5 separate regions of the Mus musculus genome follow, and all the other regions are linked to region 3. The links are chromatin loops, found by intact Hi-C in ENCODE. Cell type or tissue: gastrocnemius. All regions are shown on one strand. Region 1 has its middle 29 kb from the start of Dhrs7. Region 2 has its middle 15 kb from the start of Pcnx4. Region 3 has its middle 36 kb from the start of Six6. Region 4 has its middle 3.5 kb from the start of Gm40441. Region 5 overlaps Lrrc9 (leucine rich repeat containing 9).

Region 1 (5,000 bases), 280 kb before region 3:
TATCACTTAAAGGAAACACATCACGGCTGCCCTTTGTACCCTAGTTTCCGGTGCCACTTTGTCATCTTGCACTTTGTCATCATTATTAAGTAAAACAATTTTTTTACTTATTTGCTTGCTTGATCAATGGGTTGCTCGTGGTGATGTTGGGGATCAAACCAGGAGCAAGTGTTCTATCTCTGAGCACTGAGCTTTGCTCCTAGTCCTAGGTTTTGTTTTCTTTTGTTGAGATGGGGTCTTGCTATGTAGCCTGACCCAGTCATAAATTTGAAATCCTCTGCCTCAGGCTTCCTAATACTGAGAATATATGCATGTAGCAAACACACCCAGTAATATGGGGGATTGAACGTAAGTACTTCAGTACTGTGACAGTTGATCTCATAACCCAGACTGAGTGCAGAATGTATGGTAGCATATACACCATGAAGACACTAGAAGAGACAGTCTATACTCCAGGCTAGGTGGAGCTGGACAGCATGAATTTTATCATACTATTCACAGTGACATGCAATTTGAAATGTATGCAGTGGTGCCAGATTGTGGATGTGGCTCAGCCATAGAGAAATTACTTAGCTTGCACAAAGCCCTAGATTTTATTCCCACCACCCAAAAAGGTTAAAAAATAAAATAAAAATCAATCTATGAATTGCTTATTTGTGATGCTTTCCTTTAAAATTTTCTATCCTCCTTCCTTCCTTCCTTCCTTTTTTTCTTTCTTTCTTTCTTTTTTATTTATTTTTTTTTTTTGAGGCAGGGTTTGTTGTGTATCTCTGCTGTATTGGAGCTCACTCTGAAGACCAGGCTGACCACGAACTCACAGAGATCTACCTGCCTCTGCCTCCCAAGTGCTGGGATTAAAGATGTGTGCCACCACTGTCCAACATCTGTTTAATATTTTCAATCTTAGTTGACTGTGGGTGATTGAAAGCATAGAAAATGAGCCTCGGGCTGGTGAGATGGCTCAGTGGGTAAGAGCACCCGACTGCTCTTCCAAAGGTTCGGAGTTCAAATCCCAGCAACCACATGGTGGCTCACAACCATCTGTAACAAGATCTGACTCCCTCTTCTGGATTGTCTGAAGACAGCTACAGTGTACTTACATATAATAAATAAATGAATCTTTAAAAAAAAAAAAAGAAAAAAAAAAGAAAATGAGCCTCTTTCCAAAGTAAGCCTCTACCTTCCTGGTCCCACTGACTAAGGAGGACTCTGCTAATTAATTTATTAAAGGTCCTTTGCACATGATGAATGGCTTCTCTCTCAGTTCTTCAAGGTTCTTTTTTACTTTTGTCTTTCGGTGTTGAGATATGTCCTGGGCTGACCTCAAAAATACATCTGTAATCCAGGCTGGCTTTGAATTTATGGTCTTCTTACCTCCACTTCCCAAATTGTAAATTACAACTGTGTACCACAGTGTCCAGTGTATGGCTGAAGATCCAACCCAGAGTCTCATACATGCAACGCATACAATGTCAATGCTATGTAAATAGGTGTGATGCTGCATTGTTTAGGGACTAACGCCATGATGGGTAGTGGGAACCAAAAGGCATGCCCAATATGAACACGATTTTTAAAAGGAATATTTTCCATCCACAGCTGATGGACTCCACAGTTGTGAAATCCACACGTGCAAAGCGCCGGCTACCTTGACTGCCTGGGTCCTTACAGAAACAGTTCTGTGTGACAGCAAAAGCCATGATGCTCCTGGCGTGGGGAAGAAGCTAGAGCCAGGAGCCCAAGCGATGTTAACACACTAGAAAGCAAACGGCGCAAGGCATCCGAAGCAGTGGTATATATCAAGAATACCTTACGCTGCTACTAGGGGTAGTAACTTCTTAGTTGATAAAGGGAAGGGAAGGCCAGGGTCGGTGTATTTCCTTGCATGACTCACACTCTGGCCCCAGGTGTTTTCTAGAAAGCGCTGCCAAGGATTTGGAGTAGCTAACTCGGCAATGAGAATGATCAGTGAGGATGGGGTACGGTCCCCTTAAACTTCTCCAGGAGGTCTGTCTACAAAATTATTTTATTTAGCATTCTCTTTCGTAGACTAGTGTTCCCTCAAAGGGAAGCTAACTCTCATCTGTGCCAAATACATCATTTTCTAATGAGAAAGGTGAGGTTCCGAGAGCACGGAAGGATTTTCTGATGGCCACAGTGCCACATGCGGAAGAAGCAAACATGAAAAAGGCAGGTTGTGAAACAAGTATTTAATTTATGTCCCAGGAAAATTGTGACAACCTGTTTGCATCAACCATGTGTTGCTGTGACTCATTGCCCTTGAAATCTTCTCATCTATTTGATTGCTCAACTTTACATTAAAAAAAAATTTTTTTTTCACTACTAAAATTGCCCTTACTGTTGAGGGTTTTAAGGAACAAGTCAGCACTGCCCTCTACTGGTTGGCTTATATTTACTGTTAAATAAGTGGGTCCAAGGTGACGAATAGAATTTTTGAAAATGTTTCTTAATTTCAACGGCGCATACATAGAAACTGGCCAATCCGAGCTGTCTGGGTGTTCTCCTCTGCTGTTCGACTGCTCAAAATAAATTGTTGTTGTTGTTGTTGTTGTTGTTGTTGTTGTTGTTGTTTTTCTTTAAGAGACTCTTTGGCTTCCTGGTTTCCAGGACTACAACTTTGAAAGGTGAATTCAAATGTGTTAATGAAGGAGAGAGACAGAAAGGCAGATGAGACCTAGAAAAGAGAAAGAGAGCGATGGGAGAAATGTCCGGTTAAGTGGGGCTGTTTTTCCACTTTGGCAACCCTAAAAATAAGCGCAGTAAACCTCTCCTTGTGACATCAGCAGCTGTTGTGTTGACCGTGTGTCCGCTCATTCAGCGCACAGGATAACCGTTTAGCTTCTGGAGACAGAATTTCAGCTGTTGGCACTACTGCCCTGCCCGCCTCTCCCACAGTGCCAACGTTATGTTTCCATGAAGGCAGATTAAACTACAGTTTGGATGGGAGTCAGCTGGCCACATGTTACACCCGGCGTGGTAACAGTGTCACAGATGACTAAAGTCCGAGTAAAAGATTGACATTTCAATGCAAGAAAAATAAACAGTAGTAAAAGAAACTACTGTGTACCTCTCCAAAAAAAAAAAAAAAATTAAATTCTGGACTATAAATTACTGTGCCATAAACACCTAGATGCCGTTTTAAAATCTTTCATTATTCTTTAGCTGTTTTATATATGTATACAATGTATCTTGATCGTACCCTCCTCCAATTCCACTCCCATTCCTCCCAAACACCCCACCATATGCCCCTGGAATACTGGCTGAACTTGCTGGTTTGCTCTTGTGCAGACAACTAAATCTGCATCGAGGTGACAGGACAGCTGCTGATGGATGCATGTCCAGCAGGCGGCACCTCACAGCACCCGTCCCCTCCCCTGGCTCTTACATGCTTTTTGCCCCCATTTCTTCAATGCTCGAGGAGCCTCGTGGGGGTTGACAGAAATGTCCCACTCGGAGCTGATCACTCAGTAGTCACTTATCCTAAGCAGGCTGATGAGCTCTGAGTGTCTCACGCTGTCTGCTGCCCTCTGCAGAAAGATGCCTTGCTGCCTAAGGCCGAGAGCAGCACTAACCTAAGAATAGAAACATAAATATTTAGAAGACAGTTTGATGATGTGTCCATTTAGGAAAAAAGGAAAAATGGCAGTAGTAGTTTTGCCCCAGGACCTATGGTCTCCTGAACTATTGACTTTTGAGCAAATTTAGAGTAACAAGTGTGAATTCCTTCCTGTGAAGCAAGCCTCACATCCAACCAGAGAGTAGTTGGTTACGCCTATAACCTCCATGATCTGATAGTATCAGTAGACATACTAGATAGTTTTCTTTCTTTTCTTTTTTTTTAAGATTTATTTATTTATTTAATGTATGTGAGTACACTGTAGCTGTACAGATGTTTGTGAGCCTTCATGTGGTTGTTGGGAATTGAATTTTTAAGACCTCTGCCCGGCTCACTCTGGTCAACTCTGCTCGCTCTGGCCCAAAGATTGATTGATTGATTGATTGATTGATTGATTGATTGATTATATGTAAGTACACTGTAGCTGGCTTCAGATGCACCAGAGGAGGGAGTCAGATCTCATTACCAATGGTTGTGAGCCACCATGTGGTTGCTGGGATTTGAACTCAGGACCTTTAGGAAGAGCAGTCAGTGCTCTTACCTGCTGAGCCATCTCGCCAGCCCACTAGATAGTTTTCTAAGACAAAGTTAATAGAGTTAGCCTTCTTTTCTGAGTTCAATGTTCTCAAACCAGACTCTGCACCCCTTGATCTTGGGAAGAACATGGGCTTTAGTGTCTTTAGTATAGCCTTCTTACCTAGGTAGAGGTAAGAGGTAGAAACAAAAGTGTCAGATTCATATGATGTGGGGAAATTTAAATGAACTAGAATGTCTACTTTCCTTTTTTTTTGTTTTTGTTTTTGTTTTTGTTTTTTTCGAGACAGGGTTTCTCTGTGTAGCCCTGGCTGTCCTGGAACTCACTTTGTTGACCAGGCTGGCCTTGAACTCAGAAATCCGCCTGCCTCTGCCTCCTGAGTGCTGGGATTAAAGGCGTGTGCACCACGCCTGGGGAACATCTACTTTCCTTAACTGGCATACAGCAGAACATTGTTTTCTTCCCTGTCATTCAGGCTCCTGTGATGTTGTGGATGCTAGACAACTGAGCGGCATCATTTCTAAGTAACAAGCCTACGAGTCTCTCCTTCTACACCTTCCTCCTTAACTACCACCACCATCATTCGTCTAGGTGTTCAAGCCAGAAACAAGAACATCAGCCTTTCCCCAGCACACCACCACCATGCTTCCAAAGCTCCTACCTTGTCCTCAGACCCAGTGCCTTCTCCTCTGAACGAGGCTAGATTTCTTGGATCCTCTTAGGTTCAGTTCTTATTCAGCTTGCATGTTCTCAAACAACCCTTTTTACTTCTATCAGAGAACTAATCAAACTGATGGTTTGAGATTTGGAGAGAGAGAGAGACAGAGTAAT
Region 2 (5,000 bases), 450 kb before region 3:
ATCTATATGCATTTATGTGGATACATAAAAAAAACTATCTTATATAATTATAGTAAATTCTCACAACCTTATGATCATCATAGTTATGGTGAACTTCTTCCACTCAAAAAGATGGCAATCTCTATCAATGGCAAAGCTGCAAGGGTACAGTTATAGAAACTTGAAACTAGATGCCATGCAGTACATACAGAACATGGAAGTATTAATAACAAATGGTTTTCATTAGTTGAAAAAAGTTGTATGTATTTTTAAATATCCCTTAAATGTATTAATATGCTTTATGGCTTTAATCAATTTAATATCACTATAAAGGGATCTGAAGGGATAATAAATTCTATAATTTAAAGCTGTTAAATACATGAAAAAGATGAATCATAATCTTAATTTACCCATCACCAGCAACTTGGAAACATAACTATACTAAGAATTAGCTATTTACCAATTAGTGGTTTGGGCTGAAAGAGAAAACCCACTTTATATACATATTAGATAGCTTCCTCTGCAGAAAGAGTGAAAAATGAGCTTTGAGACTGAGAGCTTGAGGAGCCGAGTGGCAAGCTCAAGATTACGTTGTTCATTAATTAATTAGGTTGCCAGTGCCTTTCACGCTGTCCCAGGCACACTGCTTACTGCACGAGCGAGCCGAGCACTCCTGGCCCTGACAGCACTGGCTGCCATCAGGCAGAACTGGACCTGTCTCTGCCCCCATGCATTCTAACCTGTCTGCATTGAAAGCCCCGGGAAAATGGCCAAACTTAGGCCCCCTACCAAACCCTTTACAGTGCTTAAGAAGAGCATCTGAACCTCTCAACTTCCCTAACGGCATGGAGCCTGCCTTCCCACTACGGTCCTGCTGGTAGCAAGTTTCATAAAGGAACGGAATTTAAATGTTAGGAAGACAGCTGTGCAGTCCACCAAGTGGCATAAATGCTACAGTGGCTGGGACAGGAGCAGTAGTGATCTATCAGTCTGAATAAAGACTCCATTTCATTATTAACGTAAGCAAACCCTGGCTCAGTAGACAGCAAAACTCTTCTGTTGTGTCTGATTTCCCCAGACTGATTCTTCAGACTTTTTGTTTGAAAGTCTACCCCTGTTCTGTGAGTCATCTTTGGGACTGCCAGTCACGCAGCCTACAGTTGGGATGTGGACTTAGGGAGTGGTTTCTTTAGTTTATGTTCTTCGTGACAATTGATAAGTGGGAGGGTGTGACACAGGCCTCTGGCGGCCACTTGCCTGCCAGCGGAAGAGCCTTCAAAGGGTAAGGCAATGAAAACAAGGTGATATTATTGACTAATATTTGAGTCTCCAGATGATGTCTCAAGACATCCTCTGACTTCCCAGTAAGACAACCAGTATGTTCCTTTGGGGCAATAAAATTGCTGTCATTTGCAACCAACAAGTGATTCCGAACCTCAGTCTAAGGTAAGAAGGGTGGTATCGCTTTTATTCTGAATAATTTATAAATTTATTCTGAGTAAATTATAGTGATTTAGAGAATATTGATTATGAAGAGTGTGAGATAAATTTATAAAATATGTTACTCTAAAGAGCAAAGAAAATACAACCCCTCTTAGGGTTAAAAGGATGAGAAAAGAAACTTACGAGAATATAAAAATAACATCCCCAAAACAGACCCATAGGCACAAGAGCCATACAAGAGTTTTATGTTTAATAAAATAACTTTATGATAAGGAAAGCAAGAACTGAATGTTCTATGTGATATTTTTAAGAGTGACATGGCATAGAGTCTAAACAACACTGTAGTGTAAATCAAAGACCTGGGATAGACAGGCCTGTTGTTATGAATTTATACAATCTTTACTTCTCTGGACCTCCAGTTTCCCACCGTTCATGAAAGTGTCTTTATGTCTACAGAGTTGTGAGTGAGCACTCAAAACAAAGCTCACTGCAATCTCACAGCCACACTTCTTTACCACTACCTGCTGACACTTCTGCTCTCTGCTGCCACCTAGGGGCCAAGGAAAAGAAAGGCGCAGAAAAGACTCAAGGAATACAGATTTTTAAAATCACAAGTTTCACTTTTAAATAGAAGATAATTTGGTGACATTTAAGATTCTTTATCAAGCTGCTCTGTGGATTCAATATTTAATTGTACTGTGCTTTTATTTTGTAAGATAGATGCCTTTTTATTTCTAACACAGAAAAAGACATCCTATCCCCTTAGTCCTTTCTAAAACTTTTTTTTTCATATAAAATTTTTTCATTTTATTTTATTTATTTTAAGTTTTTCTTTCTTTTCACTTTCATTTCTTTTTATTTATTTATTTATTTTAGGTATTTTCCTCATTTATATTTCCAATGCTATCCCAAAAGTCCCCCATACCCTCCCCCACCCACTCCCCCTTTTTGGCCCTGGCGTTCCCCTGTACTGAGGCATATAAAGTTTGCGTGTCCAATGGGCCTCTCTTTCCAGTGATGGCCGACTAGGCCATCTTTTGATACATATGCAGCTAGAGTCAAGAGATCCGGGGTACTGGTTAGTTCATAATGTTGTTCCACCTATAGGGTTGCAGATCCCTTTAGCTCCTTGGGTACTTTCTCTAGCTCCTTCATTGGGAGCCCTGTGATCCATCCATTAGCTGACTGTGAGCATCCACTTCTGTGTTTGCTAGGCCCCGGCATAGTCTCACAAGAGACAGCTACATCTGGGTCCTTTCACCAAAATCTTGCTAATGTATGCAATGGTGTCAGCATTTGGAAGCTGATTATGGGATGGATCTCTGGATATGGCAGTCTTTAGATGGTCCATCCTTTCGTTACAGCTCCAAACTTTGTGTCTGTAACTCCTTCCATGGGTGTTTTGTTCCCAATTCTAAGAAGGGGCAAAGTGTCCACACTTTGGTCTTCGTTCTTCTTGAGTTTCATGCGTTTAGCAAATTGTATCTTATATCTTGGGTATCCTAAGTTTCTGGGCTAATATCCACTTACCTGTGAGTACATATTGTGTGAGTTCCTTTGTGATTGGGTTACCTCACTCAGGATGATGCCCTCCAGGTCCATCCATTTGCCTAGGAATTTCATAAATATATTCTTTTTAATAGCTGAGTAGTACTCCATTGTGTAAATGTACCACATTTTCTGTATCCATTCCTCTGTTGAGGGGCATCTGGGTTCTTTCCAGCTTCTGGCTATTATAAATAAGGCTGCTATGAACATAGTGGAGCATGTGTCCTTCTTACCGGTTGGGACATCTTCTGGATATATGCCCAGGAGAGGTATTGCGGGATCCTCCGGTAGTACTATGTCCAATTTTCTGAGGAACTGCCAGACTGATTTCCAGAGTGGTTGTACAAGCTTGCAATCCCACCAACAATGGAGGAGTGCTCCTCTTTCTCCACATCCTCGCCAGCATCTGCTGTTACCTGAATTTTTGATCTTAGCCATTCTGACTGGTGTGAGGTGGAATCTCAGGGTTGTTTTGATTTGAATTTTCCTGATGATTAAGGATGTTGAACATTTTTTCAGGTGCTTCTCAGCCATTCGGTATTCCTCAGGTGAGAATTCTTTGTTCAGCTCTGAGCCCCATTTTTTAATGGGGTTAATTGATTTTCTGGAGTCCACCTTCTTGAGTTCTTTTATATATTGGATATTAGTCCCATATCTGGTTAAGGATAGGTAAAGATCCTTTCTCAATCTGTTGGTGGTCTTTTTGTCTTATTGACGGTGTCTTTTGCCTTGCAGAAGCTTTGCAACTTTATGAGGTCCCATTTATCAATTCTCGATCTTACAGCACAAGCCATTGCTGTTCTATTCAGGAATTTTTCACCTGTACCCATATCTTTGAGGATTTTCCCTTAGAAACTTTTGCAATAAAATATATAGAGCAATTATTTGTTTGTTTGTTTATTAGATTTATTTATTTATTCTATGTATGTGAGAACAATGCAGCTGTCTTCAGACACACCAAAAGAGGGCATCAGATCCCATTACAGATGGTTGTGAGCCACCGTGTGGTTGTTAGGAATTGAACGCAGGACCTCTGGAAGAGCAGTCAGTGCTCTTAACTGCTGAGCCATCTCTTCAGCCCCACTTCTTTTATTTTTATATGCATTATATATAATTTACGTGTTATTTAATGATGCATGTATGTGTATTTTGAGATAGGATCTCAAGTAGCCTAGGCTGACCTCCAACTCCTTAGGCAGAGGATGACCTGAATCTCTGCTCCAGGCACCTCTATTTCCTGAGTACTAGGATTACAAGTCAATGTATGCTACTGTGTCTGGTTTATAGAACCCAGGTCCTCTTGAGTGCAAAGTAAGCACTCGGCCAACCAAGCTGCACCTCTCGTCCCACCTTAGCCACTTTGTTGGTGTAGGTTGTGGTGAGGAAGACATGCAGTTTATCATTTTAAACTATACTAATGTGCAGTTCATTTTCAGCCACCATCATCATCATCATTCATCGTTAAAGTCATTTTATCTTGAAAACTTCAAAACCTTGTTCTTCCCATTAAATAGCCTCCCTGTCCTCTATCCAAGGTACCTGTCGTTTTGCTATTGTCTTTATGGCTCTGACTACTATAAGTAACTCATATTCGTATAATTATGCCAGTATGATAAACTGTGAGTGGAGTATTTCACAGACATGCCTTTAGGCTTATTCATGTTGCAGTATGTGTCACACTTGTCTACCCACTTAAAGATGACTAAGAATCCACTGTGTGTATACACCACACTTGGTTTAACAACTCCTTCACCTTTGTGCTATTTTAAGTGACCTTTCTATGAACATATGTGAACATATGTGTACAAGCATCCACTTGAATCCTTCTTTTCACTTCTGCTGGGTACTAGATCATATGGTAGTTCTAATTTATTTTTTAAAGAGCCACCATACTTTCCGCAGCAGCTATACCACTTTCCATTCCCACAGCAACACGCAAAAAGACTGTTATACATTAGAATAGCTTGCTCTATCAAAATAAAACGTGATGCTTAGAAAACAGACATAAAATGAGTGTTCAAAGTAGCATC
Region 3 (5,000 bases):
ATGATACTGATTCCTACAACGAGGAGAGATCTTACTTCTGAGGTACCTAATCTAAAAATGCACAAACAATTCAAGGAGATTTTGTGACCCAGGTTCCCAAGCCCCAGCCTTAGGTGTTCTGCTGGATATCGCTAGGCTGGGATCAGACACCTGGGATAAAGAAGCGCCCAGGTGATGTCGATGGCACAAGGACCTATGTCCTGTTCTTGTTTCTTTGTCAACTTGGTTATCTGGGAAGAGGAACCTCAATTGAGAAAATGCCTCTATCACTCAAGTCTGTAGGGATTTTTTTTTTAATTAATGATTGCCCTCTGGGGAGACACCATCCCTAGGTAGGTAGGCCTGAGTTGGATAAGAAAACTAGCTGAGTGAGGCGCGAGCCACAAGAGGAATGAGCTCAGGGAGCAACCCATGAGCCGTGGGAGCCAGCCTAGGGCCAGGTGAGCAAATGATCGATCCGATCCATGGGAGTGGGCAGTAAGCAGCCTTCCAATTCAGGTTCCTGCCCAGCTTCCTCAATGGTGGACTGTGATCCATAGGAGCTGTAAGGTTAAATAAACCCTTCCCTCCCCACGTTGCTCTTGGTCTTTTATCTGAGCAAACCAGGGCAGGGAGCACAGAGAGAGAAGGTTAGGTAGGAGATGCGTGCTGTAAGATGCACAAATCCTCAACTCTTGTAAATGGATGCAGAAGGAAAACTTGCCACCAGACAAATAAAAGGTTGTTTGTTTTTAATATAATGTCAACCTAAGACCGTCTTTCTTTTATAATGTCTTCTTAGGATTGGTCTTCCCTCATGAAAGTGCCACCACACTAAATAATTCTCCTCTACATCACCCTGAAATCAGGCTGAAGGTGTTATTAAAGTCATTATAACTTAACTGGCCATTTGCTATCTAGCCAATGGAACTAACCATCATAGATAATTATCTTATAGGAACAAACTGTGGTTTTGTAACAATGGTCTAATTTACTCATTTTGGCTCGTGGACGATATGCGTATATGTTCACGCAAGTGCAAGCACTCCCATGTCATAGCACACACTAGAAGTCAGAGGTTCTCTCCTTTACCTTGTGGGATGTGGGAGTTGAACTCAGGTTACTAGGACTTCAAGCAAGCACCTGTACTCACTAAACACTAATATAAAAGAAACTCATTGACTCAAGACTTTAAACGTTTCTTTAATAAGTCCCGTGTAAGTTGGGGATTAACAGATTCATTTAATTTTTCATAATTCTGTCTTGAGCTCATGGATATGCCAAGTAATAACTTGTAAACTTCAGCAGAAACTGAACACTTAAATTAATATTTAATTTGAGCTCAGAATATGTAAATGCTAATTTATACAGCCCTAAGTCTTACTGAATAGCTGTCTTTATAATGCCAGCTGAATCCTACAATATACAATGCAAAGCAATTGAACACATTAATATTTAACTATTAAGAAGTATGTATTATGTCCACATATTAGCATCATACAAGTCAAGCCTGGTGGTATGATTTTACAATCCTAGCTACTCGGGAAAGTGAGCAAGTTCTAGGACAGTCTAGGCAAATTTGTAACATTCTGTGTCAAAACAAAAAAAGGGGTTAGGGATCTAGCAGGTATGAGATGCTAGGCTCAATACCCATTATCACTCTAAAAAGTCACATATGAATCAATCATACTTACAATTTACTATGTAATAAGAATATATTGCATGGACTTTATGTACTATAATATACCTAAATAATCATGAGCAATCTGCTTAAAAACAAACACTATCATGAGATATTAAGTGACAGTTTTTATGACTTTGGAAGTGAAGAGGTTAGAAGGAGGTGAACACTGAACCCCATGTTCATGCCACTATCCCAAAACAGTATCTTAAAAAACACCTGTTTTAATTTTCTTAGATTTTAGACCGTATAGGTCAGTCTGTCTGTTCGTCCTCCGAGGCCATTCCAAACTTTGAAAGCTAAAACGACCACTGACAGACTAAACTTGCAATTGTGCCCTACTGATCTCACAGTGGATCAGTTAGAAAAGCACACAGAGGCAAAGGCCAGGGCTCGCCTGCCCTGCAAAAGCCAGTTCAAAGCAGCTTCATTTCCAAACGCTGGAGAAACTAAAGCTTTCTAAGGTTAACACCTCACATCCTCTCTGTGTGCCTTAAAGAACTTCGATACATTTTTGTTATCCCTCCTGCTATAAGCTGCCTCCTGCTGGATTCTCTGGAGGAAGAAGATAAAAAAGGGGGCCTTCAGAAAAAGGCAGTGCTCTTCCTGTTCAGGAGGATGTGGGATGTGGCGGAAGTAAGAGGAAAACACACATTCCCGTCCTACCTGGCTGCCGAGCTAACTCATCCTCCCTGGGGCTGCTCCTGGCAATCCTGTGCTCCTGGGCAGCATCCAACGAGCACCCCCTCCCCCAGTAGAAACAACTACCACTTTAAGGAGCTCATGCCCTCCCAACTTGGGTTCTGTTCAAAGTGTTAAAGAGTCCCCAGGTGTACATTTTAACATGGGATCTGCATTTCCCCCGTCCCCTGGTCTTTTGAAACATCCATAAACACCTAATAACTTTTCTTACCAGAAATACTGCTTCGATTGTATTTTAAAAAGAAAAAAGAAAGAAAGAAAGAAAAAAAAACCGTAAACTGCAATTCAGCGCCTGAGAACAGCCCCTCCCACCTCCACTCCAGTCTTCCCAACCCCCCTTCGCCTCCCCCAACCCCACCCTCCCATCCCCAGCAAAGGAGATTCCAAAAGTTCGTTAGGCCATCCCAAACCACAAAATAAAAACTCAGGGGATTTAAATAGTAAATACCATATTTTCCAAGAACGCCTGAATACCTTTAAGTAAAAATTATCTATTCCCCCAGTAAGATAGGAGGTGGAACTCCGGAGAGGGAGTTCTTTTCAGTCAGATGTAAATACACGCAAAGCACGGAGAGGGAGAGGGCTAAGAAAACAGCTTTTCAGTTCAAACGCAAAGATAACAGGACGCCAGGATCTTCGGGTGACCGCAGCCCTTACAGCAGAGCAGCAGCACCACCTGGCGTACAAGAAAGCTCTCTGCTCTGTTTTCTTCTGGCTAGGCAGCCTGTCTCCACAGCTCAGAGACACTGTCACAGGGCCCCAGCTGCAAGACAGTCAGTCTCCTCACTGACCCTGTTGTGATCGTTGTGGTCGCTGGCCCACCGATCCTGTTGTGAGTGACTGGTCTCTGGCCCACCTGTTGACAGCAATCTCTTTCGGACAAGAGCCCATCTTCCATCTTGTTATGAGTACCCCAGCCTGCAGCATGGAACTTGGCAAACGATAGAGATTCAGAAATGGCTCACAAATGAAAGATTCGGTTAAATGTTCAGTTGGGGGAAACAAATCACTCCTACTACCAATACCAAATGTTTCCCATCAACTAACTCTGCAGGTTAAATTGTAGACGTTTAGAATTCAGTTAAATCCAAGAAATTAAACAAGCTTTGAGCTATAAAAGTGCACTGAAGTGACTGGAAATGCCAGTGGAAAATACAGTACTCACAACTGGCTTATCTGAAATAAGTAAAAATTCCTTAACTAGGAAACCCAAGTCCTAACATGCAAAGCAATTCATCAGAATTATGGTACAAATTCCCACAAATCACACTTAAATCACATCTGAAATGCTAGGACCAATGCAAGATACTTAAAAATTTGTCTGATAGGGCTGGCGAGATGGCTCAGTGGGTAAGAGCACTGACTGCTCTTCCAAAGGTCCTGTGTTCAAATCCCAGCAACCACATGGTGGCTCACAACCACCCGTAATGAGATCTGACACCCTCTTCTGGTGTGTCTGAAATCAGCTACAGTGTACTTATGTATAATAATAAATAAATCTTTGGGCTAGAGCAAGTAGAGTAGACTAGAAGGAACGGGCTGACCGGAATGAGCAGAGGTCCTAAAAATTCAATTCCCAACAATCACATGAAGGCTCACAACCATCTGTACAGCTACAGTGTACTCACATACATTAAATAAATAAAGAAATAAATAAACAAATAAATAAATCTTTTTTTTTTAAATATGCCTGATAGACTAAATGCATCGCAGCCAATGCATGGGCATCCTTCATCTGTCAACAACCACAGCAGCAAACTTTCAAGAAGGCTTTCAAGAACAGCCTCTCCATCCAAAACTTATGAATTCCAAGGCCAGAGAACAGTATGACTAATTGTAACTAAAATAAAAACCAGCTGCTTGAAGCACGCCAGTAAGCACACATAAAATGCTGAGAGCCGTGCTCTGTGTTGTGTGGGGCTAGAGCAAGGTACAGAATGGTACCTTGGAAGCAGAGGTAAGTTTAAACCAGCTGCAGCCTGTGCCCAGGGAAGACTCTATGCTACTAATGTCTCACTACAAACTGTCAAGGGCGAGAAGAATTCCTGGTGGGATTCCATGGCAGAAGTCACACTGGTCATATCTTTTTCAAGGAACCAACTCCTGAAACAATGTCACCAAAAGGCTGGAAACATGATTTGTCTATTTCCTCATGGATGGAAATTAGTTTTTAGCTGTTTAGTACCCATCATCTATGAATTACATGAGAAAACACACAAAGTGGCCCTTCATGCTTCTAACGTTATTATTGCTTGCTTTCTTTCTTAAATGTGCCAGGTAAATGTTAGAGAACAGATACTTTTGTAACTTCAGGAGAAACATATCAAAACACTAATGTTAAAACTTAAAAGCAAGCCAGGCCTAGTGACACTCACTTTTAATTGCAGTACCTCAAGAGATAGAGCCAGGCAGATCTCTGTGACTTCAAGGACAGCCTGGTCTATATAATAAGTTCCAAGACAGCCAGAACTACATAGAGAGACCCTGTCTTGAAAAAAGAAAGAAAGAAAAAAAACTCATAGATAAAAATTTAAAAGGAACTCTCTGGTAGTTAAATTCTGTTTGGAATTGAGGATGGTTTTTGTTGTTGTTGTTGTTGTTTTAATTCACACACACACACACACATACACACACACAC
Region 4 (5,000 bases), 130 kb before region 3:
GACGCACGCGTGCGCGCACACACACACACACACACACCCCAAACACACAAATAAATATAAGCAGCCCAGAACACCACAATAAATATCATTTTGCTATGCAGGCTACCTCACTTTAAAGCTAATTTTTCTTGCATTGTATTAAAAACAAAACAAAGATACCTTTTTGGGTTTAACTGTGGAAATCTCAATACAATAGTTTTCTCTCTCTGAACTCACTTCTGCCTACAGAAGGAAACAACAGAATAAAGTTGATTTCAGTCATTGCTTTTTTGATTATTTTTTCTTTCTTTCTTTCTTTCTTTCTTTCTTTCTTTCTTTCTTTCTTTCTTTCTTTCTTTCTTTCTTTCTTTCTTTCTTCCTCCTCCTCCTCCTCTTTGAGCAGAAGTAGGACTTTTAATCCAGGCACTCAGTTTAGTACTTGTCAATCACATTTTCTTCCTAATTAAATTTACCTGGAGTTCATTTTAAAGAAAATAATTTGTTCACTCAAAAGTGGTTGCATATTTATACTGCAATTACGTTACAAACCCTACCAATGGGGCCCCCCTCCGGAGATTCAGCAAAGACAAGCAAATGCCACCGAAGCCTCCAGATTTCAGAGCAATTAAGCCGGGCAGTGCAGGTGTGTGAAACACCTGCTTCCCTCCGGCCCCTGCCGGCCGGCCCCGGCCACCCCTCATCTGTTGATGAAAATAATTAACTTACCCTATTAGAAGAAAAGCCCAGGACTGCTAAAGGCAGCAAGTCCCCTTGTCCCTTCCTCAGATGAAGTGGGAGAACCTGCTTCCTGGGTGGTCTACAGACAGGTCAGGGAGGAAAAGTTTTCTTTAAGAAAAGGCGGGGAGGCATTGTCCCCGACTAGGGAATGCACAGCCAGCTTAAGGTCAGAATTGTTCCCTTTGTGACAGCGATTGCTCAGGGGTGTGAAAACCCACATTTTAAGGATATTTCTGTTAATAAACAAAGCATTTGAGAAGGATGTAATTTCGTTAGACCTGCCTTTTGTGAATGCTTGAAATTTTCCCTTAATCCCAATAGCAAGATCCCTCATACGGTTATTGTGGGAGAAATTTGAAAAAGAAAATGGGCTAGACTATAGATGGAAATTGAGAAATTGTTTTAAAAAAATGTCAGGTGTCAGTCTGATGACCTTCCACCTTTCTGTAGCATGCTTGTTTCTCTAGGTGCCACTGAAGCCACTGCTGGCACTCCCCAGCAGAAGGGTAGGGAGGAGACTTAGTCTTTGTCATTACTGGCGCCGGCCCTCTCCACCCAAAGCACAAAGGTAGAAATCTTCACGATGCTTAGTTGGAACATGTGTTTCGAAAGATGTAAGGTTGGCACAGGCTCGGAGACTGCTGAAGGTAGGAAACTGGTTCCTATTTAAGTAAATAAACAAGCATCAAACACCTCTCTCTGTCTCTCTCTCTGTCTCTCTCTCTCTGTCTTTCTGTCTCTCTCTTTCTCTGTGTATGTGTGTCTGCGCTCTCGAGCACGTGTGTGCCAGCACATGTGTGTGAGTGTGGTACCCACATAAGAAAAAAATCTTCCTCTATTGGTCTCTACCTCATCTTTTGATGCAGAATCTCCCTGAGGCCAGAGCTCACCATTTAGACTACACTGGCTGCCCAGGAAGCCCCTGGCACTTGCTTGCCACCTCCTCCCCCAAAACCACCAGCAATGTACATATCATCTGCCCCAGCTTTTTCATGGGTCCTGGGGATCAGAACTCAAACCTGAAGCCTTGGGCAGCTTTACCCACTGAACTCTTTTCTTTCTTCCTTTCCTTCCTTCTTTCTTTCATTTTTTAAACAAAGATTTATTTATTTTTTATTTATATGACTACACTGCAGCTGTCTTCAGACACACACTAGAATAGTGCACCGGACCCTATGTAGTTGCTGAGAATTGAACTCAGGACCTCTGGCAGAGCAGTCGGTGCTCTTAACCACTGAGCCATCTCTCCAGCCCTCTATTTTCTTTTATAAAGATAATCTAAAGTCATTGGTCCAGTTAGACTCTGAACTTGCATAAAAGCTCTGTGACAATGACCTCTGAAATACAGATTGAGGAGGCCAACAAACTGACTATGGCACCCTGTCAGTTCTACCTGTAATTCTGACCAAAGAGTTCCTCGTAGTACTAGATGGTGTAAAAGGCGTCTTTCCCTTGGAGGTAAGACAGATTTCTTAACAACTGTCCTAGAGATAAGGCCACTAAAGTATGCACAGAGGTAGCTGCAGTGAGTAGTTCCGAAGTGAGGATGGGGGAAGCCTCTCAGACCAGCAGAGGAAAAAGGGTTACATTGGGTCTCTTCATATGTGCGTGCATGAGCAAGAGCACACACACTCATGCGTGTGCACACATGCACGCACACACACACTCCCAACCCCCACTTCCTCTTCAGGCTCGATGATGCCAGGTCTATCTCTATTTCCATGACCCTGAACCACATGGGTTGCTGCCACCATCGCCTTACCACAAACCCGGGTTGAGGTCTGATATCTTTGAAAATGGGGAGAACTTCTAAGAGCTGCATTATTTTCAATAGCCAGCAGGTGGCAGAGCAAACCTTGTTCCCAAATCCACTCGCAGGTTTTTCAAGTTACTTCAAAAGTAACTGTTGAAAATTTCAGTCAGGTCAGATAAATTTAGTAGTCAATGTTTCATTAAAATATCTGCAATAATAATAGTTAATATGAAGACAACTAACTCAATTCTGTCTATAGCATAACTGGCATTTTCTATCCCTTAGGAATCTAATACAGCTGCAAAGATTTGGGGTTTTCTTTTTGTTTTCAACTTCCATTTTCTTCTCATTGTGCTAGTCGGTTGGAAAGAAATGCTGGCCCTTTCTCTACTGGGATTCATTTCGCATTAAGCAGGTCTGTTTCTGAGAGCTGGATGTGGCCGAGGAGGTTCAGGGGAATTTATAAGAATGATGCTGATTGGGAAATGGGGCTTTCCTGGATCCTCCTAACCCGGTGCCCTGGGGAGCTAAGACCTGCTTCCCCAGGGTCTATCCAGCAAGGGGGTGGGGGTGGGGGGAAGGCCAACAGAGAAGGCGTCTTCATCAGAGCCCTCCCCTCTGCGGCTTTCATTATAGTGCCCTGGTGTGATGGCTCTTAAACCTTGGTGTTCTCAAGTTCTTTAGTCTGGTGTTTTCTTCATCTGCCTTCATACTTTCCTGTATCGTGGCAGACACCACAGATTATTAAAAGGGTTTCCTAGCCAAGCATTTGCAGAACTGTTTAATTTTACATATGAACGCTATACCCATACATATATTCTCATTTCCATATATGCACGCATAGTCTCTGCATACACATCTGTAGGAGGGTCAAACCTTGTCACAGTGAATTTCATTGCTTGCAGTACTCAACTCTGTTATTTTAGAATTCTGCTGCTTCAAATATATTGTAACTAAACAAAAGGAGCTGGCTTATAAGAAGAAAGACCTAAATGTGCCATCTATTTCCTATCACTTAGATCTTAGGAACTAAGGATTTTTTTTTAACTTGAAATTATACCCTACAATCCAAGATCTGATACTTACCACATGTTTTGGGTATTCATACATTCATTAAGGTAAAGGCACACTGAAAGCTTGTGTTACTACGTATTTAGAGATGACTTATCTCTTTTCAGAAAGAGACTTCAAAAAGACCTGCAGGCTATAAGCTATACATCCTTCACAGAGTTACAAGTATTTTCAACAGCTTATCTCCCAAAGCTTAGTTAAACAATGTATCAATAGTTAATAGTCCTAGAATTACATAATATCTTTGGCAAACTGACCAACTAAATCTGGTAAAGGTAAGGTTAGCTGTTTGCCTGTGCCTTTTTCAGTTCAAGAACTGGGTTTATTTAGCATCTCAAATCCTGCTACAACAAAGTTCCCTCTTAAGTGGACTCAAGGGAGCCAAACAGTGCATGCACATCTTCCAGGAACACAACAAGCATGCTGATGGTAGTTTTAGACGTCATTTATCAGGCAGGAGTTAAGAGCCTTTATTGCTCTTGCAGAGGACCCAGGTTCAGCTCCCAGCACCCAAACAGTGGTTCATAATCAGCTATAACTGGGGTCCCATGCTTTCTTCTGGCCTCTGTGAGCACCAGGCACCCATGTTACTACATACATTCAGGCAAAACACTTATACAATAGAAATAAACAAATCTTTTAAAAAGAAGTTATTTACCTTTCCTTGACTTTGTCGGTTCCATCTCATAACCATGCAAATGTGTGTGTGTGTGTGTGCTCATTTTCTCTATGGACAAGGACACACACACACACCTTACACAATCTTTTCCAATGTCATTGGTGTGGCCAAGGGTGTATGTGTGTGATTGGGTATAGATAACCAATAGACTTAAGTAAAACTTGCATTGTAAATGTGCACTTGCTGTTTTCCTTTTCCAACATGATGCGATTCTTCATTTTTTGAAATGAGGATTGAAAGTTTTTCTTGTTTCATTTGTAAAGCCCAGAGGCCAGCGCCGGGTGTGGGGTGCGGGGTGCCGGGTGCAGGGTGCACACTAACAGATCCCCAGCATGTTTCCAACCTGTTCTCACTGTTTTGTGTTGTGCTGTCTGTCATGAACTTGGTGTCACTTTCTGTTTTGTGTGAAACCTATGCAGTACATTCATTGGGTCTCAGTGCCAGCCCTGGCGCTTCTTTTTAACCCTGGCATGTATGGGTTCGTTTAGAGAAACATGGCCGCAACAAAACAGCAGAGATGTGTCTGGATGTTATTCGTGGGGAAACGGGTTTCTATTTGTGGTGCATTTCAGGGCCTCCCGTGGGGCTCTTTAAAAAGCCTGTTGCTCTTTTTCCACTGAAGTGTCACCTCTGTCCTGAATATCACAGTGATAACCAGAAGGGCAATCGTTAAGAATCATCTCCGTTAATGATTACAGGATTTTGTTTCACCATCTAGCACCGGCAGAATTTAAAGGTGCTGTTTATAGAACTGGAGAAAATTAAAATAGCAAAATAGAG
Region 5 (5,000 bases), 510 kb before region 3:
AACAAGAAACTGCATGAGTATGTTTGCCGAACTATCTGGTCATTCAGATTGATAACGGGATCAAATAAAATCAGCATGTTGGAGGCCGAGAGTTGAGCTCAGTTCCTTTGATAAATGGGAGAAAGCAGAACATGAACCATGTTGGCACACCCGGTTCCTAGGGCCCCCACCCACTCAAAGCTGGGCTCCGGCTGAAGCCATTTTCAGTTAAGCACAGTGGGCTTCCTCTGATCAGCATGGCGTCACATCTCAGCCTCTGGCTGCAAACTAAAAGCAATTGAGTGCTCCTTAGTTCAGAAATGCAGCACGCAGACCAGACCAGCAAGCACACTACAGTCCTTGCTTGTTGGGGACACTGGGTAAATGGGTTACTAGGGTCTTTGTAATGATCTTAACAGGATTGTAATGTCCATGCCAGATGACCCTCCCACTCGCTAGCTCTTTAGATGGAAGTACTAGTAGTACTGGTGTGGTGCTGAGAATACGTGGGTGTAAGAAGACAAAACGACCTGTCTAGGATTTGGCATCCGTGCTCTTAGATCCGGAAAAGTCTCAGCTTTTCATACTCTGCATGAGGGTAACAAAATCAGAGCTTTTCACTGCTAGAAACAGAATATCTTGTTCTGGATCTAACTGCTAACACTCACGTTACTCCGCCACTGAAAGCAAGAGGTAACTGATTCTCAAATCCATGCTACGTGCATGTTCTACGGCACATGAACGAACAGCTGTGTGCCAATGCTGTGAGTCTCACATCCGATGAACCCCTGCATGTGTGTTTTGTCTCTGGTAGGATTGAAGCGATTTATCGGACTGAAGTAAAACAGAAGAAGAAGACTCACGGCTTACTGACCCCGTTTCTGCTAACTGAGCTGGAGACTGTGGGCAATATCCATTTTGAAGAAGGCACTCAGGCTGATGACTGGTAAACCTGAGCTTTGAGTAGGGCTCCAAAAGTAGTTGTATATTTGATCCTGAGCCAGGTGATCAACTTGCAAAGTGTCTCATTTTCAAAATAGTTTTTAGCAAAATATCCATCTGTTGAAAATTTGCTGTCATACATCTTCTACCTGTACCTTTGTCTCATTGCCTTATCGACATGAGACAAGCCCTGGACACCTCAACGGGGTCACTCAACACCCATTCTTTTTCTTAGCCAGTCAGCAGAAAAAGTATATGGGGAGTTTGTAAATATTTTAAGAAAAAAGTTTATGTCCCACTGCTGTCCTCGCGATGTTTATACAGTTGCTGGGCAGATAGTCCTGGATTCTGAACACTGGCTGAAAGCCAGAACAGAGCAGAAACCAACTGCACAACTGGCCACAGCAGGTTGCCACCGTGGAGGCCTCCTGGCCATCCTGCTGGCCTGTAGTCAAAGGGGAAGCCGTGTGGGAGCTAAGCCGTCAGTGGGAACAAGGCCATTGGGTGGTGGGAGAAGGGGCACAAAGCCAGACTTCAGGCTGCCGGGTTCCCTGTATCACAGCCAGTGGGAAACGATCTGGACAAGATGAGAATGAAACTCGGTTCATTCCAACTTTGTTAGCCAGACCTGTTCTAACTCCTGAGTCTGACACCAGGTGGTTTACTGTCAGCATCTTTAAACAGAACCGTTTGTTACTGTTTCCTTGTGTAATACAAGCTCAGATCCACAAGGAGGCACAATTACATCAACCTACTCCAATGTGCATGTCATTTCTTGCAAGAAAGTGGGTTCTGAAGAGAGACTGCATGTATTAGACTAAGGGCCTACGGAAGGAGCTGCCAAGATCTGGGTCATACATATGACATAGAGGTCATTTGGGCTATCTGTCACCTCCTGCACTGATAAAGCCTTTGGTGGTAAGTCAGGTGCTCTAAGCTAGGAGTTCAGATAGTGGGCTCAGAAATCACCCGTCACAGAAGCCCTCACACCTATGTTACATAAATGGTCACAGGGTAAATGAATCTCATAAAGAATCATTTGCTTCCTTGTTAAATGGTCTCTCTTTCGGTCTTAATCTCCATTCTGTGCAATTTTAAGACAAGACTGTAATTTTATTAGAACAGCCAGATGAGGGCAGCAGAGAGCAGACCAGTCATCGAAAGGACCCGTGATCTAGAGTTTCTCAAAGCTGCCACATCCTCCTCTGGTTCTCAGATCACTTTTCTCCCTGGAAGATCTCTGAGGCTTCAAGAAGGTGCCCTCTGCACTCCTTACCCAAGGCTTCTCTGCTAAGTCTTTATTCTTTAGCATTTGTCATATTTATGGCTTTACATATTATTGAATATCTACCCCCTTTGGAATATAAGCCTTAGGAGAGAGAGGGTGGACACCACCCTTCTCACTATGTGCCCTAACTTAGGTAGTTCTTGGGATAGAGTCAGAGACAATGATATTCCCAAAGAGGACAGGGCCAGTGCTGATGATGAGCCAGGGTATGATTCAGCATGCATTTGAGATGTGGTACAGGCGTGCTAGCGGGTGAAGAGGAGTGGAGACAGCCACTCCTGCCATTTTTAACTACTGGTTGGGGCCAGGTGCTGAGTACTTAGCTTTGAAAGTCCCTTTGCATATTTACTCGAGTGTTTTAGAAACCAGTGGATATTCAAACTGGGTACTACAGCTACATTTGGGTAGAAATGATTATTTGTGTATGAATACATACATGCATATATATATATATACTATATATATATACATACATGCATGCGTACATACATATATCATGCATGGATACAAACATACATACATACATATGTACATGATAGATAAAATCACCTAGGGACAGTGGAAATAAGAGAGCTATAATTCTGGTTCCTGGTGAAAAGCAAGCTTTCCAAGTCTATTGGAGACTGGGGAATAGTTCAGTGACAAAGGACTTCTCTGATTGCAGAAGGTTCTTGGTTCAATCCTTAACACCATAAAAAAAAGTAAAATAAATGAAAATTTAAAAAGAAATTATTTCAAGGAACCGGAGGGGGGGCTGGACAGAAAGAAAAGAAAAGTTGAAGTCATAGCCTGAAGGAAAGTGGCCAGGAATATGTGGTCACACTGAAGCTAATCAAATATTCTTAAGAAGGAAGGACTATTCAGTCAACATCGTTTTTAGGTAGAAGAGGTAGATAATAGATAATAAAAAGAACATTTTACTGTGTTTCAAATTTTAGCATCTTCTGTTGATCAAATATGCCCAGTGGAACAAAAACACAGCTACTGTGATCTGATGAAGTATGTTTAGCCAAAAATATCACAAACTAGGATCTTCAAGGTCTATTTCATACCCTTCAGCGTGTTGAAGGCAATCCACTGTTCTGCTTTTTGTGTGTGTGTCCTGTCTCCCCACGTAGGTTTAACTCCTGCTGTGAACTAATCCTGTCGCGTTTCTGCACCTGGGACTTCAGAGCGTACGGCATCACGGGGGTGAAGGTGAAGCGGGTCATTAAAGTCAACAACCGTATTCTGAGGCTGAAGTTTGAAGAGAAATTCCAAAAGTGTTTGGATCTTGAAGACACACAAGATCCGGAGTAAGAGTCAGTTCTGTTACAAGTAACGGCAAAGGCTGCCTTTGTTTCGTTCTGAGTGGGGAGAGAGAGTATGAACATTCCTGTTTTCAAAGTTCGCCATATGAAAGATGCACCCTGCTAGTAAATGTTTCCTGGTCCTGCGTCTCCCATGGCCGAGATGACTTCATGATTTGTCTAGGGTGAGCCTCTTTCTGAGCGTGGGGTGGGGGCCCTGGAGGTCCTAATGACACTGGAAACAGGAGACTCTCACCAGGGTGCACAGTTAACGTATTGATGGTTAAGCTTTTGTGGCATTACCTCTCACCCTCTTTCTGCCGCTCTTCTTCCTGAGGAGTTACCGGAAGATGCTGGAGTGCCTTTTCTACGTCTTTGATCCCGAAGTGACTGTAAAGAAGAAGCATCTGCTACAGATACTTGAAAGGGGATTCAAAGACAGCGACACAAGCAAGGTAGCTCGCGCTCTCACCCAGAATCCAGCGTGCCTCCCCGTCCCTGCACCACTGTTTACCACAAACTTCTGTTCCTGGTTCCCAGGAAGCATGGTGGCATGGTGGCCGACAGACAGAGTCTTAGGCGTGAAAAGGACAGCACAGGCAGTCCTCCACGGCTCTGTCTGCCTGCCTTGACTTGATTCTTCTTCTTGGAGTCTTTTATTGGTGACTTTGAAATTTCCTTCTTTAATTGGCTCCAAACTCAACATGAACCTCCAGCACTCCTATAAAGAACGAGTTGAAAGCACCCCATTCCCGCGCTTTGGCCGTGCTTTCTAGCTGCCGTCCAGCTTCCTATTTCCGTTTTCTGCCACCATTTCTTTCCTCTCTGCTTCTCCGCCCTCACCTTACTGCTAATTCTGTGTCATTGCTGGGACCCTGAGCTCCAACACATCTAGCCCACTTTCCTGCAGCCTCCTGATGTAGACCAGTGCTGGAGAGTACTGCTTCCCAGGCCACGTCACACAGTGACCCACATAAATGAGAACACTGCTGTGTTCGAACCTGACGCTGCTCTACCCCAATCACTTCCCCTCGGCCTGCTTGCTTTCTCTGTGTTTTGCCGATGACTTTGAACTCCTGACCCTTCCACTTCGACTTCCCACCAACAGTGGAGGAGGGTTCCTCTTTCTCCACATCCTCGCCAGCATCTGCTGTCACCTGAGTTTTTGATCTTTGCCATTCTGACTGGTGTGAGGTGGAATCTCAAGGTTGTTTTGATTTGCATTTCCCTGATGACTAAGGATATTGAACATTTCTTTAGGTACTTCTCGGCCATTCGAGTTTCCTCAGGTGAGAATTCTTTGTTTAGCTCTATCCCCCATTTTTAATAGGGTTATTGGTTCTCTGGAGTCTAACTTCTTGAGTTCTTTGTATATATTGGATATTAGCCCTCTATTGGATATAGGATTGATAAAGATCTTTTCTCAGACTGTGGCTTGCCGTTGTGTCCTGATGACAGTGTCCTTTGCCTTACAGAAGCTTTTCAATTTTATGAGGTCCCAT

What was found. Peaks named below come from ENCODE experiments on the same cell type or tissue, not always from the same donor. Only the 100,000 strongest peaks of a DNase experiment are listed, where the experiment ranks them.
Region 1: a loop joins it to region 3, with 4 times the contacts of the local background. A loop is called at or near these places in 13 of 42 quality-filtered maps.
Region 2: it touches region 3 in a loop (4-fold over the local background); 16 of 42 quality-filtered maps call a loop at or near these places.
Region 4: a loop joins it to region 3, with 9 times the contacts of the local background. A loop is called at or near these places in 40 of 42 quality-filtered maps.
Region 5: it touches region 3 in a loop (7-fold over the local background); 17 of 42 quality-filtered maps call a loop at or near these places.

What each region holds. Positions count from the first base shown.
Region 1 is chr12:72,691,741-72,696,740 of GRCm38, forward strand. No RefSeq gene overlaps it. Among named protein-coding and RNA genes, the nearest start is that of Dhrs7, 29 kb to the left of the region's middle. In gastrocnemius, CTCF peaks have their summits at 2,393 (motif pointing left) and 3,371 (motif pointing right); DNase peaks (open chromatin) are centred at 2,430, 2,899 and 3,396; H3K4me3 peaks cover 1,103 bases; H3K27ac peaks cover 1,387 bases.
Region 2 is chr12:72,518,878-72,523,877 of GRCm38, forward strand. No RefSeq gene overlaps it. Among named protein-coding and RNA genes, the nearest start is that of Pcnx4, 15 kb to the right of the region's middle. In gastrocnemius, a CTCF peak has its summit at 1,984 (motif pointing left); DNase peaks (open chromatin) are centred at 687 and 1,961.
Region 3 is chr12:72,973,874-72,978,873 of GRCm38, forward strand. No RefSeq gene overlaps it. Among named protein-coding and RNA genes, the nearest start is that of Six6, 36 kb to the left of the region's middle. In gastrocnemius, a CTCF peak has its summit at 3,040; a DNase peak (open chromatin) is centred at 3,050; H3K4me3 peaks cover 709 bases; H3K27ac peaks cover 317 bases.
Region 4 is chr12:72,845,447-72,850,446 of GRCm38, forward strand. No RefSeq gene overlaps it. Among named protein-coding and RNA genes, the nearest start is that of Gm40441, 3.5 kb to the left of the region's middle. In gastrocnemius, a CTCF peak has its summit at 2,556 (motif pointing right); a DNase peak (open chromatin) is centred at 2,497.
Region 5 is chr12:72,459,998-72,464,997 of GRCm38, forward strand. It overlaps Lrrc9 (leucine rich repeat containing 9), which reads left to right. Exons shown (of 32, transcript NM_001142728.1): 9 at 1-17; 10 at 794-925; 11 at 3,328-3,504; 12 at 3,839-3,953. Among named protein-coding and RNA genes, the nearest start is that of Lrrc9, 21 kb to the left of the region's middle. In gastrocnemius, a CTCF peak has its summit at 2,056 (motif pointing right); DNase peaks (open chromatin) are centred at 1,380 and 2,066; H3K4me3 peaks cover 276 bases.